Regions from separate parts of the Homo sapiens genome. Here region 2 is linked to region 1. Evidence: chromatin contacts called from ENCODE Hi-C or POLR2A ChIA-PET data. All regions are on one chromosome and are shown on one strand. The core of a region is the stretch at or near the end of the contact, and the rest is flanking DNA. Distances in the headings are between cores, read along the strand shown.

Region 1 (7,151 bases), core at 2,652-5,151:
ATGCCAGAGCCCCCCACAGTGGACATCTCTGACGTACTTGCCTTAATTTATTTTACTTCATCAGGCCACGTAAGGACATGTCCCGGAAGACCACACCCCCTGAACCTCCATTTCCCTCTCCTGTTCCCCAAGTGACCTGTTGGGGAACGGAGATGGTCACCACCTTCCTGACCACCCTGAGAGGGGGCAGGCAGTCTGCTATGTCAGCCCCCAGCTGGTCTTCCAGAGCCAGGACCCCGCGCTGAGGTTAAAGCCCCCACACAGCAGCGGTGTGGCTGGGGCAAGGTCCCTGCACCTTCTCCTCTAAGAGACTGCCATGCTTCTTCCGCGGGGAGGCTGAGGTGGACAGGAGCCACATCTCTATAGCCCTGGGCCCAGGTCTGGCACACACTGGGTGCTCTGGGGTAGTGGCCAGTCTCATGCTCTGGTTGGCTTGGGCAGCAAGGGCCTGGAGACGGCCAGTAGACCAGACCAGAGCTTGACTCTGAAGTCAGAGGAAGTGCCGATGGCCTTTCCATGTGAGTCAGGGACATAGGATGCTGGGCAGCAGGCATGTGGCGGGGAGCGGGGAAGCACCCATCCTGCCAGAGGGCTGGGCAGCGAGTCCTTCCCTCACCCTTCCCAGCCTGGCAGCCCTCTGGCTGCAGCCCAGGCAGGCAGTGTGGGAGAAGCCCAGTACCAAGTGAAGGCCTACTTGTGCTCTGCTCACACTTAACTGGCCCTTCTTACCCAGGGGCCATTTAGCCTCATTTGCTCTCTTTCTCATGCCCCGGTCCTTATGGGCATCTATAGTACCAGATACGCCCCATGTCCCCCAGAGAGGAAGTATCTCCAGCTCAAGGTGGGGGGCCACTGCCGCCTTAGCCAAGGCCCCTGGCTCTCGGGCAGGGAAGGCAGCGATGCCCCAGCCAGCAGCTGGCAAGCCTCCTGCTTGTCTTGTCCAGAGTTCTTTCTTTTTTTTTGAGATGGAGTTTTACTCTTATTACCCAGGGTGGATCTCGGCTCACTGCAACCTCCGCCTCCTGGGTTCAAACAATTCTCCTGCCTCAGCCTCCCAAGTAGCTGGGATTACAGGTGCCCGCCACCACGCCCAGCTATTTTTTTGTATTTTTAGTAGAGACGAGGTTTCATCATGTTGGCCAGGCTGGTCTCGAACTCCTGACCTCAGGTGATCCACCCGCTTCGGCCTCCCGAAGTGCTGGGATTACAGGCATGAGCCACCGCGCCCAGCCTTGTGCTGTCTCTTATGGGCCAAGACACTGAGCTTGGAGGTGCCGGGGAGCCTCAGACCTGTGGGCAGATACATATTCACTGGGACCAGGACCTGGGGCAGAGTAGCCTCAGGAGTGAGGGGAGCACTGGGCCACCTCCAGCCTTTGGGGTGCCTGGCAGCCTTTTGGGGGTTCAGAGCAGACAGAGTGTGAGTAAGCGCTGTGAGCAAGAGGGCTGCAGACACCAGTGGTCTTTACGCTCTCAAATAGGAAAGTGGACTCAGCATGCACCTAGCAGGTCAGCATCTATTTCTACCTGCCCAAGGCAGCCTCGGCTGTGAGACTGGGAGGCCTTCCCTCAGATGCCCAACAAGCTCTGTCTAGCCCCGTGAACAAGCTCTGTCTAGCCCCGTGACCTTGGCCCCGCCCACCCTGTCCATGTGTTGATTACTGGTGCAGGGTGGTAAGGAAAGAGCCACAGGCTGCAACCAGCCCAGCCCTTCGCGGTGCCAGTTCTTCCTCTCGTCTAGCCTAATGCTGCATTACTGCTGGGAAAGGCTTTAGGTCTGAAGGCAGGGTGCAGTGGCTCATGCCTGTAATCCTAGCACTCGGGGAGGCCAAGGTGAGTGGATGGCTTGAGCCCGGGAGTTCGAGACCAGCTTGGGCAACATGGGGAAAACCCATCTGTACAACAAATAAAAAAATTGGCCAGGCGTAGTGGTGTGAGCCTATAGTCCCAGCTACTTGGAAGGCTGAGGTGTGAGGATCACCTGAGCCTGGGGAGGTCAAGGATACAGTGAGCCATGATTGTGCCACTGCACTCTAGCCTGAGCAACAGAGTGAGACCCTGTCTTAAAAAGAAAAAGGCTCTAGGTCTGTGGGCAGGGGCACGTGCATCCTCTTGCACACGGGCATGCTCCTCCAGTGAGTGCCCCCACAATTCATCCCCATTGTAAAGTTTGTCCAGCAGAAGCAGGGAGAGGTAAAGCTGTTTGCCCGGCCAGCACTTGCCTGAGCCAGGATCCAAACTCCACTTGCCTGACACCAAAGTCCTGGCCTCTCAAACCCTAAAATGTTGGGGAAAAGGGCATTTTTTTTTTTTTTGTCCCTAGAGCTGAGGTCTTTCTGAGCCTCAGGTCTGCAGGGCAGGTCTCACCGTCCCCACACTGCAGATGGGAACACTTCAGGCAGAAGCTCAGGGCAACACGGAGAGAATAGTGTCAGGGCTGGGTTTGGGGCCAGGCACTCCTGGGCACTGTAGTCTTGGCATGGGAGAGGAACGTCCTGGGGGACAGGGCGTGGACACCGGGTTCCAAGTGCAGAGTGACAGAGGACTGGTTGTGTGGGAACAAAGTGTCCCTCTGGCTCTGGGTCAGTGACCACAGATCCACGGATTGCACCCTTTCTGTTCATTCTTCATAGAATGGAGCGGCCACTAGGGCCAGACCCCAGGCTGGGCTCCCCACAGTGCCGACGGGACCCAGTCTCCTGCTGGGAAGTGTCTCCTGCAGGGCACTTAAAGCCCTGTCTTCTGCTGGGAAGTTTCTCCTGCAGGGCACTTAAAGCATTCCGCAGCATCTCAGGACCCGGCTTCCCACTTCCCCGCCCACTGCAGGGCCAACTGCAGGTGCAACTAGCCTGGGACCCACCCGGGCCATGAGGCCTCCCTCCGCAAGACATGCGGGCGGGGCCGGGGCGTGACGTCACAGCTCCGGGCCAATGAGGCCGCGCGGCCCCGAGGCCCCATTGCGCAACAAAGAGAACCCAGAACTTGAAAGGATTCCCCGGGCTCTGGCTGCGCCCCGGCTTCCGCCCCCACGCCGGTCTCCGCCCGCGCTGCAGCCGATGTGTTCCACGGGGCCCGGCCTGGCCGTCGCCCAGGGAGGGACGCGCAGCGCGAGGCCTGGACATCTCCGGCACGCCCCCCCCAGCCCCCGCCCCTACAGTCCCAACCCCCTGGGGCTCCGATCCCCCCCCCCCCCCGCAATCCCCGCTCCGACTCGCGTGCTCTCGCCTGCTGGTCCCCAGTGGGTGCCCCGAGTCCTGCCCCACCCCGAGGGCGCGTCCGAGCGACAGGCTGGGAAACCTGGCGGGACTGCGGCCCCCGGACCCCTCTGGGTTGCGCCGAGCAGGGGCGGGCTCAGGATCCCCAGACCGCGCCCCGCCCCCGTCCCCTGAGAAGCCCAGGGGGCGGCGCTGCTAGGCCCCGATGCAGGGGGACGGAGGGAGGGGCTGGCCCCAGGGAAGTTACCCCGAAGGTCCCCAAGTTGGGGGGGTGCCAGCGCTAAGCGCCGCTCGTGGGCCCTCGGACGGACCCCGCGACCGATAGGGCGCGGAAAGCCCCCTCCCTTCCCGCCGAGTCCTCCCGCCGGGGTCCTCCCGTCCGTCCGCCCTCGGGCCAGGGCGGCGACGCTCACCCTGCATTCGAGCGCCCGGGGCTCCGGCTCGCTGCTCCCGCCTCCGGCTCCGGCTGCGGTTCCCGCGCCCCCGGGCCGAGCGCAGGCCGCCGAGGGCCGCGGGGGTGGCTGGCGGCGGAGCGGCCCGCGGGCCGGGGCATGCTGGCGGCGGCCACCGGCGGCCGGCGCGCTCCGCTAGGTGGGCTCGGCCCCGCCGCCCCTCCCTCCCCTAGGCGCCGCCGCCGCCGCCGCGCTTCGCTCAGCTCCCGCCGCTCCGCTGCTGCGCCGGGCGGCCGGGGGCGGGGGGCGGAGCAGGGCGCATGTCTCCGCCGGGGCCTCCGCACCGCCCCTCGGCCCGCCCCGCCCCCGCCCGCTCAGAGGCGCGGCCGTCTGTCGGTCTGTCAGCCCGTCCGTCCTTCCGTCAGTCCGTCCGTACGCAGCCCACCCGTGTCCCCGCGTCCGCCCGCGGCCGGCCCGAGCCTCCCTGGGCTGGTGGCGCCTCCTGACAGCGCCGCGCCCCTGGCTCCCAGCTCGGCTCGGTGCACACTCCGGACGCCGCCTTCGGACGCCGGGGCAAGACCCAGGCCCGGAGCTCTGGGGGCCCGGGGGCCAGAGGGAGCTGGGGCAGGAATGGACACTGAGAACCTGGGGCCAGGGCTGGGGCTCAGGGAGACCTTCCTGGAGGAAGCCGCATCTAAGATGAACAATCGGGGCGGGGCGTGGAGAGGACAAGGGACGCATGGCCAGCGGCTTCTAGGAACCGGGAATCCAGTCTGAAGCAGGGGCAGCGAGGGGCAAGGTTGGGCCAGTTACGGATTCACGCTGCTCCCCGGGCCTGGGGGGTCCACTGAGGGAATAAAGTGCACGGGCCACCGGGCTGCCGAGTGGTCCCCGCCACCCCCACAGGCTCAGAAATTGTTCTCTCTGAAACTCTGAGCACCACCGCCCAGCCGGGAGAGGCCAGGGTCTGCAGCCCAGCGCCTGAAGCCTTCTCCTACTCCCCTCCTCCCCTCCTCCCATTCTTCCCGCCCCTCCGCCCCTCCCTCCCAAGCCCTCATGCTATCACCACTCCTCATAGAGCACAGGCTGTCACCCACAGACTGACAGCCTCAGCTGGCCCCATGCAGGCGGAAAGCCTCCTGCTTCTTGATGGGGGCCCTGGAGAGGACGCCTCCTGAGGATCGTGCCTGTCTTTTCTAGAAAGCACCTGACCACACACACAATGGGCACAAGGCCTCTGGGGCTGCCTGGCATAGTGTCCTTCCGTGCCTCTGGGACACATCCATGACTAGGCACCCCTGTGTCTGGAGGAAACTAGGCACCCGACCAGGAGGAGACCCAAACCAATTGCAGCCAAAACGGATGCTTGGAGCTTGCCCAGTCCGGGCAGGGCTGCTCCACAGCCTGCACCTGCCTAAACCGTCCCCACACCCCAGGTCCCTGAGCAGCTTTTAGGGGGCCCAGGATGGGTCTTAGGGTCCGTCCCATGAGACAAAAAGAGGAGTGTCTGTAGAGAAAGGCCCCGCAATAACGTGTGGGGCTGAGCAAGGGGGAATCTGGGGCCATGCACACCTATACTCCCTGTGGTTTCTCGGGCAGCCAGGGCCCTCAGTGTCCCCAGTGAGCCCTCTGTGGACAGGTTGGCTCCCCCTCCAGGTGGTCCTGGTTATAAATAGGCCACCAGCAGTGGGAGGCTGGCACAGGGCAGCTGTAATCAAGGGTGGTGTTTCTAAGTGTCTCGCCTGTGACTCGGGGTGAAACGGTAGAAACGCCACACTTAATTACATGGCCACCGAGAGCCATGCCGCTTAGAAACACCACGGTTAAGATTGCACACACAGCCATGGAGAGCCATGCCTCTGTCTGGGCCTGGCTCCCCTCTGCCAGCCCAGCTGACCCACTGCCTGGACCAGTGCCTCTGCCCGGCCTCAGCTGGCTCTAGGGCAGGTGGGAGATGGCCTCTGATGGCCGCCCCGGGGCCCTGGCTTATTTCGTGCTGTGCTGGGTTCTGCTGCAAAGTGCCCGGTGCCCCTGGGAGGCGGTTTTCAGGTGCCTGGTTTGCCCAAAGCCACACGGATGAGTGGCTGAGCCAGGACTGAACTAGGGAGTCTGATGCGGGGCCCAACTTCAAGTGAAGGGTGTGGGTGCTTTGGGGAACTGGTCCCCTCAGTGAGCCCCTGGGCTCAGGCACTGCTGTGGCCAGCCCTGGGCCTTCTGCTAGCTGGGAAGGGTGGCCTCCTCATTGCTCTGAACCCAGGGCACCATTCTGGCATGGGTCATGGGTGGAGCTGGGGGCCGAGGCTGGCTGAGGCCAGCCCCGGGGGGCCAAGGGGCATGGTGGCGTGGCAGAAGCTTCATGTGGCTGAGCTTGTCCCTCCCACCTCCAACCCCCTCCCAGACAGGAAATAACCCCGTCAGCCGTGACTGGGGCCCGGGACAGATTCCCAAGCTCTTGGCTGGTGTTTCTGCACATCTGGAGCCGAGTCCTCGCTCTCCAGGGGCCAGAGGGAGCCTTGTGCGAGGCCGCAGCTGTTGACGGGCCAGTCTTCTCCAGGCGGCAGGACAGATGTTGGGGCTTCAGGGACAGACTGAATTGGGAACATTCTCCCAGATGCCACTTCTGGGTGTGCTTGATTGGAGGGCCTCCTTTTCAGCCATGGATGCAGGTGGGGTCCTGGTCCCTGTAGTGGCCTTGGCTGGGCCAGATGCACAGATCAACCCTGCTACACCGATACCCTCACCACACACGTGCTCACAGATATGCAGACAGATGCACACGCACATGCACAGATATGTCAGTGACACGTATGCCCACAGCTTCACACCAACGGCACTGACACACATTCGTGCTGTCCCTCAGACCCCTGCCCTATAAGCCATCCCAGCAGACTCCTGCCTGAGTGGCTGGGGGAGTTTCCACGTCAGGCACAGAGTCCTGGCGCCAGCTGGGGGGCTCCTTCAGACAGGATTTTGGGGTGTCTAGGCAGTTTCTAGCAAGAGGCTGGGTCAGGGTGGGGCTCCCACACGCTGAGCCAGGCCACATTTGGCTCTTCCCACACCATCACCTCGCTGAGTCTTTCCCAGCAGCCCCACCCTGTTCATAGGAAAGCCACACAGGCTCAGAGCCGGCATCCTCTGCAAGCCAGACAGGGGGGTTGTGGGGTGCTGGCACTCCCACCAGGCAGCGTGGCCCTGAGCCCACATCCTCCCAGCATCTGGGCTGCCTATGAGGTCCAGGGAGCCAGGGTGTCTGGGGCCAGGACACCAAACCAGGGACCCACGGGAAATGGGCATTCATAGCCAGCAAGTCACCAGCCGGACACCAATCGGTGTGGCTGTGCCTGAGGTTCTAGGGTACATGCAGGTGCTGGTGCTGGGAGGGCTGAGACTGTCCACGGGAGCCCCAATGTCCCACACCCCCTGGGAAAGCAGCCCCCCCAAGACAAATGACCACCCAGGACACGTGGGTCCAGCCAAGCAGCAGCTTTATTAGTGGTGCTGGGTTCTTCCCATACCCTACAGCGTGCTCGGAAGCATTCCCGAG
Region 2 (6,649 bases), core at 4,086-6,585, 200 kb after region 1:
GCCCCTGGGCACCCTGGGCCCGCCCGAGGTACAGGATCGCCAGGCGGCGCTGCCTGAGCCCGAGCAGCTGGCGCGCCGGCCGCCCCTCTGCACGAAGCTGCGCGGCGTCCAGGACTACCTCGACCTGCGCAAGGAGCGCATCGTTTACCTCTTCCTGGAGCACTGGCGCCGCTGGGCCTGCCGCGGACCAGGCCGCCGCGCCCAGGCGCGCCTACGCGGACTGCTGCCCCGCGTGGCGGCTGCCGGTGCTGGCCCGGGGCTGGAGGCCACGGACGCCCCCCGGCTGCCGGCGAGCAACAGCGAGGCCCACAGCCCCGACGAACGGCTGCGGCAGCTGCTGAGGCAGCGGCAGGCGGTGGGCAAGCTGCTGGGCCACTGGCGGAGCCTGCTGCGTCGCGTGCCGGCAAGCCCGGGCCTGGCGCACGGCCTGTATTGGCCCCAGCACTTCCTGCCGCCCCTGGACGGCGGCGCACCCCCGCACTACGACAGCCTCACGCTCGACCTCTTCATGCTCGGCTACTTCCAGCTACTCGAGATGGGCCTGAGCCGCGAGGAGCGCAAGTTCCGCCACCTACTGTGCTACGAGATGTTCGACCGACTGGGCAGCCACCCGTGGGAGCGCATCCGCCTCTTCCACCGCGTGGTGCTGGAGGAGGTGGAGGCCGGCCGGCGCGGCTGGAGCGACGGCTTCGAGGACCTCAGGCACCGGTTCTTCGGAAACGGCCTGGAGGCTGAGCCGGCCCCCGAAGAACAGGCGAAGGAAAAGGAAGAGGAGGGGAAAGAACAGGAGCGGACCGAAGAGGCTGCTCCATTTCAGACGGGGGACCCGCCTGAGGGGCAGCCCGAGGCCCTGGCCCCTGCGCCGCAGCCGCCGCCGCCGCCCCCGCCCGCCGCGCCTCCCCCGACCTCAGACTCTCCTGGTTCCGAAGCCCCCGCCGAAGACCCCTTGGAACTGGTGTCTGAGATGGGCGAGTTCAGCAACGAGGACATCTGCCGCTACATCGACCGCAGCTTCTCCTTCTGGAAAGAGAAGGAGGCAGAGCTGTTTGACATCTGAGCAGCGGAATTCGGAATTCTCAGTTCACCCTCGAGCGTCTTAACGTGGGCCTGGACGCCTGTCTGACGCCCTCCAGAGGCTGGAAGCAGCAGGAAGAGCCCAGGACTGTGGCCTTGAGCAGCCCGGAGGGCCCAGGACCAGGCTGCCTCAGCCTCTGAGGTCCCATCGTGGCGGGCTGTGGGGCGTTGGTCGGATAGGCAGGGCAGGCACAGAACAGACCAGGTGTCCGCCTCTGGCCCCGTGGCCTTGCTGAGCTCTGTGTGGAGCCAGGCAGCAGAAGAAGCCCCTCTGAGTGAGGGGCTGCGGCTCCTCCTTGCGGCAGTGTGGCCTGCTCTTTGGTTTTCCACTGGAGTTCACAGCTACCTCCTTGGCTGAGGTCAAGGGTGCCACGTGTGCAGTGTTCTGTGTGAAGTGTGCCGTGTACAGACCCGTTCTCCTCTGTAACATTCAGGAAATAAAACTCTTTGCTGTAAACTGCCTGCGTTGGACACCACACCTGCCCCTGATGTCATTGTAGCCCCACGATTGTAGTGCCCGTATCCACTCTATTGGGAAGATGGCAACCATGGGGTGAAGGTCCTTCACAGGGGAGCCAGGGGCAGCCTGAGTCTCCCTGAGCCAAGAGGCTGGGTGGGGGCTGGCTGGCATCTGCGTCTGCCCAGAGGTCTTGGGCCTGTGGCCATTGGCCACCTGCCTCTGCGGGGAATCAGGCTCAGGACCTCTGGGTCCCAGCTACTTGTTCTCTGCTTCTGTCCCATTCAGCTCTGATCTCTCTGGTGCCTCCTGTAGGACATGAGGGTCTGGGTTACTAGGGGAAAGGAGGCCAGCTCTGAGGGGGTGTGACCAGGCACCTCCATCCACTTGTCACACAGATGTGCATCAAAAGGATGTCTTCCTGTGACCCTGACTCCTTCAGGTCCCGAGGTTGAGGGTGCCCCCTATCTCCCAGCCCCTGCAGGCCCTGAAGCTTTGTGGTTGTGTTTCAGGAGGAGGAGGAGGAGGCCCGGCTGGCCAGCATGCCCGCCTGGAGGCGGGACCTCCTGCGGAAGAAGCTGGAAGAAGAGAGGTGAGCTGGGGGTCAGGCAGAGGCTGGCCTGGCAGGGTGTCTTGACTGCGTCCCTGAGGTGGAGGTACCAAGTGACACTGTCTCTTTTTCCTTCCAGGGAGCAGAAGCGGTGAGTGCAGGGCTGGCCCCAACCTGCCACCCTTATCCCCACCCAAGTCGCAGAGGGTCGTCCCTTCATCCAGGCCAATTTGAGTACATCCTCCTGTCTCTTGGCCCTTGTAGCACAGCCTCCTTCCTCCCTATAATACCCCAGAATCTCTCTCTCATGCTCTAATAACTTTGTTCCCGGTTACTCAGTCCCTGCCTCCTATTAACCTGGCCTTTTCTACCCTTCAGTTAACCTAACCCCACTATCAATCACCTTGATTGTCTGGCCCTCAGAATGTACTTTCTGCCCCTAGTCATCTCACCCAGCCCAGTGCTGGCCAATAGAAATGTAATGAGAGCCACAGATGTAATTTAAAATTTTCTAGTAGCCACAGTGAAAATGTAGAAGGATATAGGTGAGCTTCATTTTAGTACTGTTTTATTTGGCACAAAATATCAAAAATATTATTTCAACACATAATCAATTATGAAAATTATTAATGAGATGTTTTATACTCCTCTTGTAAAAGTAAGTCTTTGGCCAGGCATGGTGGTTTACACATGTAATCCCAGCACTTTGAGAGGCCAAGGCAGGGGGACCACTTGAGCCCAGAAGTCTGAGACCAGCCTGGGCAATGCAGTGAGACCTCATTCTGCGAAAAAAAAAAAAAAAAAAAAATTTTTTTTTGAGATGGGGTTTCACTCTTGTCACCCAATCTGGAGTGCAGTGGCGATCTGGGCTCATGCAACCTCTGCCTCCTGGGTTCAAGTGATTCTCCTGCCTCAGCCTCCCAAGTAGCTGGGATTACAAGCGTGTGCCACCACACCCAGCTAATTTTGTATTTTTAGTAGAGATGGGGTTTCACCATGTTGGCCAAGCTGGTCTCAAACTCCTGACCTGAAGCGATCCACCCGCCTCGGCCTCCCAAAGTGCTGGGATTATAGGCATGAGCCACCAAGTCTGGCTTTTTTCTTTTTTTTTGAGACAGAGTTTTGCTCTTGTTGTCCAGGCTGGAGTACAGTGGCACAATCTTGGCTCACTGCAACCTCTACCTCCTGGGTTCAAGTGATTCTCCTGCCTCAGCCTCCCTGGTAGTTGGGATTACAGGCGCCCGCCACCACGCCCGGCTAATTTTTGTATTTTTAGTAGAGGCCGGGTTTTGCCATGTTGGTCAGGCTGGTCTCGAACTCCTGACCTCAGGTGATCCACCCGCCTCAGCCTCCCAAAGTGCTGGGATCACAGGCGTAAGCCTTCGCACCAGGCCTGCAAAAAAAATTTTTTTTAATTAGCTGCAGGGGGCTGGGCGCAGTGGCTCATACCTGTAATCCCAGCACTTTGGGAGGCTGAAGCGGGTGGATCACCTGAGGTCAGGAGTTCAAGACCAGCCTGGCCAACATGGTGAAACCCTGTCTCTACTAAAAATATAAAAATTAGGTGGTCGTGATGGCGCATGCCTGTAATCCCAGCTACTCGGGAGGCTGAGGCAGCAGAATCACTTGAATCTGGAAGGCGGAGGTTGCAGTGAGCCAGGATCACGCCGTTTTGTACTCTAGCCTGGGCAACAGAGTGAGACTCCATTTCAAAAAAAAAAAAAAATTAGCTGGGCGGGCTGGGCTCGGTGGCTCACGCCTGTAATCCCAGCACTTTGGGAGGCGGAGGCAGAATGATCACCTGAGGTCAGGAGTTCAAGACCAGCCTGACCAACATGGTGAAACCCCGTCTCTACTAAAAATACAAAAATTAGCTGGGCATGGTGGCACGCTCCTGTAATCCCAGCTACTCAGAAGGCTGAGGCAGGAAAATCACTTGAAACTGGGAGGTGGAGGTTGCAGTGAGCCGAGATCGTGCCACTGCACTCCAGCCTGGGTGACAGAGCGAGACTCTGTCTCAATTAAAAAAAAAAAAAATAGCTGGGCGTAGTGGCACACATCTGTGGTTCCAGCTACTTGGGAGGCTGAGGTGGGAGGATTACGTGAGCCCAGGAGGTCGAGGCTGCAGTGAGCCATGATCTCACCACTGCGCTCCACCCTGGCAACAGAGCGAGACCCTGACTCAAATAATAATAAAACTTAGTCTTTGAAATATCATGCACATTTTACACCTGCAATCCATCACAATTTAGACCAGCCACATTTCAAATGTTCAGCAGCCACATGTGCTTAGTGACTACTCTGTCAACAGGCAGATCTACCCTCTATGTTCTAATAACTTGTCTCTAATTCTCAGTCCCTCTCTCAATTATATGGTCTCTCTGCTCCCCAGCAGCCCCACCCCAGTCCTCAATACTTCATATTGACAGCTCCCCCACAACTCAAGTCCTGGTCCCAGTAATCTTGCTGCTGCACCCAGCAATACCACCTCCTCACATGGTGCCACACAGTGACCCAGCACCTCTGTTTCCAGTAAAACCCCAGCCCACAATAATCCAGCCTTAACCTCCCACTCACCCAGCTCCCCTGTGCTCCAGTAACCCCATTCTGCCCCCAATCTAGCCCCTCTGTCTTCAGCAACCGAGCCCCAGCCCTCAGTAACCCACCCCTTGCATGGGTGACCTGGCCTCTGCCTGGTGCCTGGCCCCACCCTTTCTGCCAGCCTGGGTATCTGGCCCCAGACTTCACCGGGTCTGCCCCCCTCCCCACTGCCTCAGGAAAGAGGAGGAGCGACAGAAGCAGGAGGAGCTGCGGCGGGAGAAGGAACAGTCAGAGAAGCTGCGGACGCTGGGCTACGATGAGAGCAAGCTGGCGCCCTGGCAGCGACAGGTCATCCTGAAGAAGGGGGACATCGCTAAGTACTAGAGGCCGCAGACTCCTGTCCGCAGCCTCGCAGCTCCGTGGGGCCCTCCGCCCCAGCCCCAGCCAGCCAGGCCCTGGTGGAAAGGCTGGGAGCCGCACAGCCCTCCCCTCCTGCGCTGGAAACCCTCCCTGACCCCCACCCTGGCCCCCCGTATCCCCAGCCCTTGGCAACACTGGAGTGCACACGCCGCCACGGTTGCCCAGAAAAAGTGCCCAAGCTGCTGACGCAAACAACAACAAATGCTGCTTATTTGCATGCCGACTTACATATATTTGCATGTTCGTTGACTATCAAAGAGTGCAGAGCTCTCCCCAGCCCCGTGGGTGGTGACTTTGTTTTCCTGCGGGGCTCAGCCCCCTCCAGGATGCAGCCCCCTCCCCCGCACCCCGGAACCGGCGTCGCTGGCGCATCCTGGGTGGAGGCAGGCCCCGAGCTCGGGGAAGGGGTTTTCCCTTCCTCTCTGACCCAGATCTGCGCGCGGCCTAGCCCGGGCCTCATTTCTTATCCCCGCCAAGGGTTTCCTCTCAGTCATTTGTTTACCAGAAACATGAAAACTGCCTGTCTGGCCGGGCCGCACTTGTGGCCCCCGGGACCCCACCTCTGGCCCCACCTCCCTCAAGTCTGCGCCCCGTCCCCAGCCAGACCCACTCGCTGCCGGGACCCTTTCACTGCCCCGGTGGAGTGAATAGAGGATGAGGGGCCCTGACCCTGTGTCTCCAACTGCTGCACCCCATCCCGACCCTGTCTCCGCCACCTCGCAGCCCCATTAAAGCGCTCTCATCTGGGCTCCGGTTCACTCACTCGCTGTGGCCGCGACTTGCTCTCTCCTTCTCGGGGTAATTGAGCCAGAGTGGACTCGGGAGGGGCAGGCTTGGGAGCTAAGGCCACACTGGACTCCACCATGGGTGCCAGATCCCGGGGTGACAAGATTCCCGTCCCCTTCGAATCCCTCGAGAAAAGTCCAGTCCACTTAACACCCCAGCCCCGCAGAAACGCCAAGAAGCCGTTTTTGTTTTGTTTTGTTTTCTTTCACAGATTTAATACCGCGATCTCAGCCAAACTCCGGCCGAGAAGTTGAGAAATGTCTTCACCCCCTCTCGACATTCGTTCGTGCTTCTTCGCCTTGGCTGGAGCGATAGGGGCGAGCAGGGGTGGGGCCGGCTGGTGCTGCTACGCAGGGCCGTGCCAGCGGCTTAATAAGTGACATAAAATGTCTACACGCATAAGTAACCGTACTTAGGGCTTCTGCAAGGGCCACCAGAGCGCCTAGGTGGCAAGTGGGCGCCGTGTCACGGGCCGCGCTGCAGGCGGCTGCGCAAGTCTTCCACGCAGCCGTCCAGCCCCATGCGCTCCAGGGCCGCGTAAACGGCTCCGAGGCCCGCGGGCTGCTGCTGGCGCCAGCGCTTGAGCATCTCGTACTGCTGGTCTCGGAAGCGGCCGATCTCCACCTCCACGGCTTCGATCTCTGCCTCGCGCAGCCCCAGCGTGCGCACGAACTCCTTCCAGCGCCGCGCTGGGACCGCGTCCATCACGTCGTAGAGCTGCGGGCCCGGCTGCAGCATCATGGCTGGCGAGCCGGCTGGGGACTCTGGCGAGAGTGTGGGCGCAGCAGCGGGGCCTGGGGCAGGGCCAGAGAGAGCCAATT

Evidence for each region. Hi-C counts contacts between places; a loop is a spot of excess contacts on that map. ChIA-PET counts read pairs that join two places held with the same protein, here RNA polymerase II (POLR2A). Pooled maps may share reads with other maps.
Region 2: a loop to region 1 is called in a pooled map, with 5 times the contacts of the local background. The contact joins the enhancer-like site here to the promoter of GPR153 in region 1. A Hi-C loop is called at or near these places in 1 of 168 maps with a recorded cell type or tissue (HAP-1) and 5 of 50 pooled maps. POLR2A ChIA-PET finds 5 or more read pairs at or near these places in 4 of 52 experiments (A673, BJ, WTC11 and 1 more).

The regions. Positions count from the first base shown.
Region 1 is chr1:6,257,197-6,264,347 of GRCh38, forward strand. It overlaps GPR153 (G protein-coupled receptor 153), which reads right to left and starts at 3,902. Exons shown (of 6, transcript NM_207370.4): 1 at 3,629-3,902. It overlaps ACOT7 (acyl-CoA thioesterase 7), which reads right to left. Exons shown (of 9, transcript NM_007274.4): 9 at 7,076-7,151. RefSeq lists silencers at 2,932-3,121, 3,292-3,451, 3,472-3,641, 3,822-4,141.
Region 2 is chr1:6,455,141-6,461,789 of GRCh38, forward strand. ESPN (espin) reads left to right here. Exons shown (of 13, transcript NM_031475.3): 11 at 2,044-2,123; 12 at 2,221-2,232; 13 at 4,859-5,804. The coding sequence ends at 5,006. It overlaps TNFRSF25 (TNF receptor superfamily member 25), which reads right to left. Exons shown (of 10, transcript NM_003790.3): 10 at 5,646-6,622. The coding sequence ends at 6,294. Among named protein-coding and RNA genes, the nearest start is that of TNFRSF25, 7.7 kb to the right of the region's middle. RefSeq lists silencers at 3,700-3,906, 5,228-5,287. Within about 2 kb of position 5,336, at least 5 of the 41 ENCODE cell types and tissues checked have a DNase peak (open chromatin) inside an H3K27ac peak, as active enhancers do.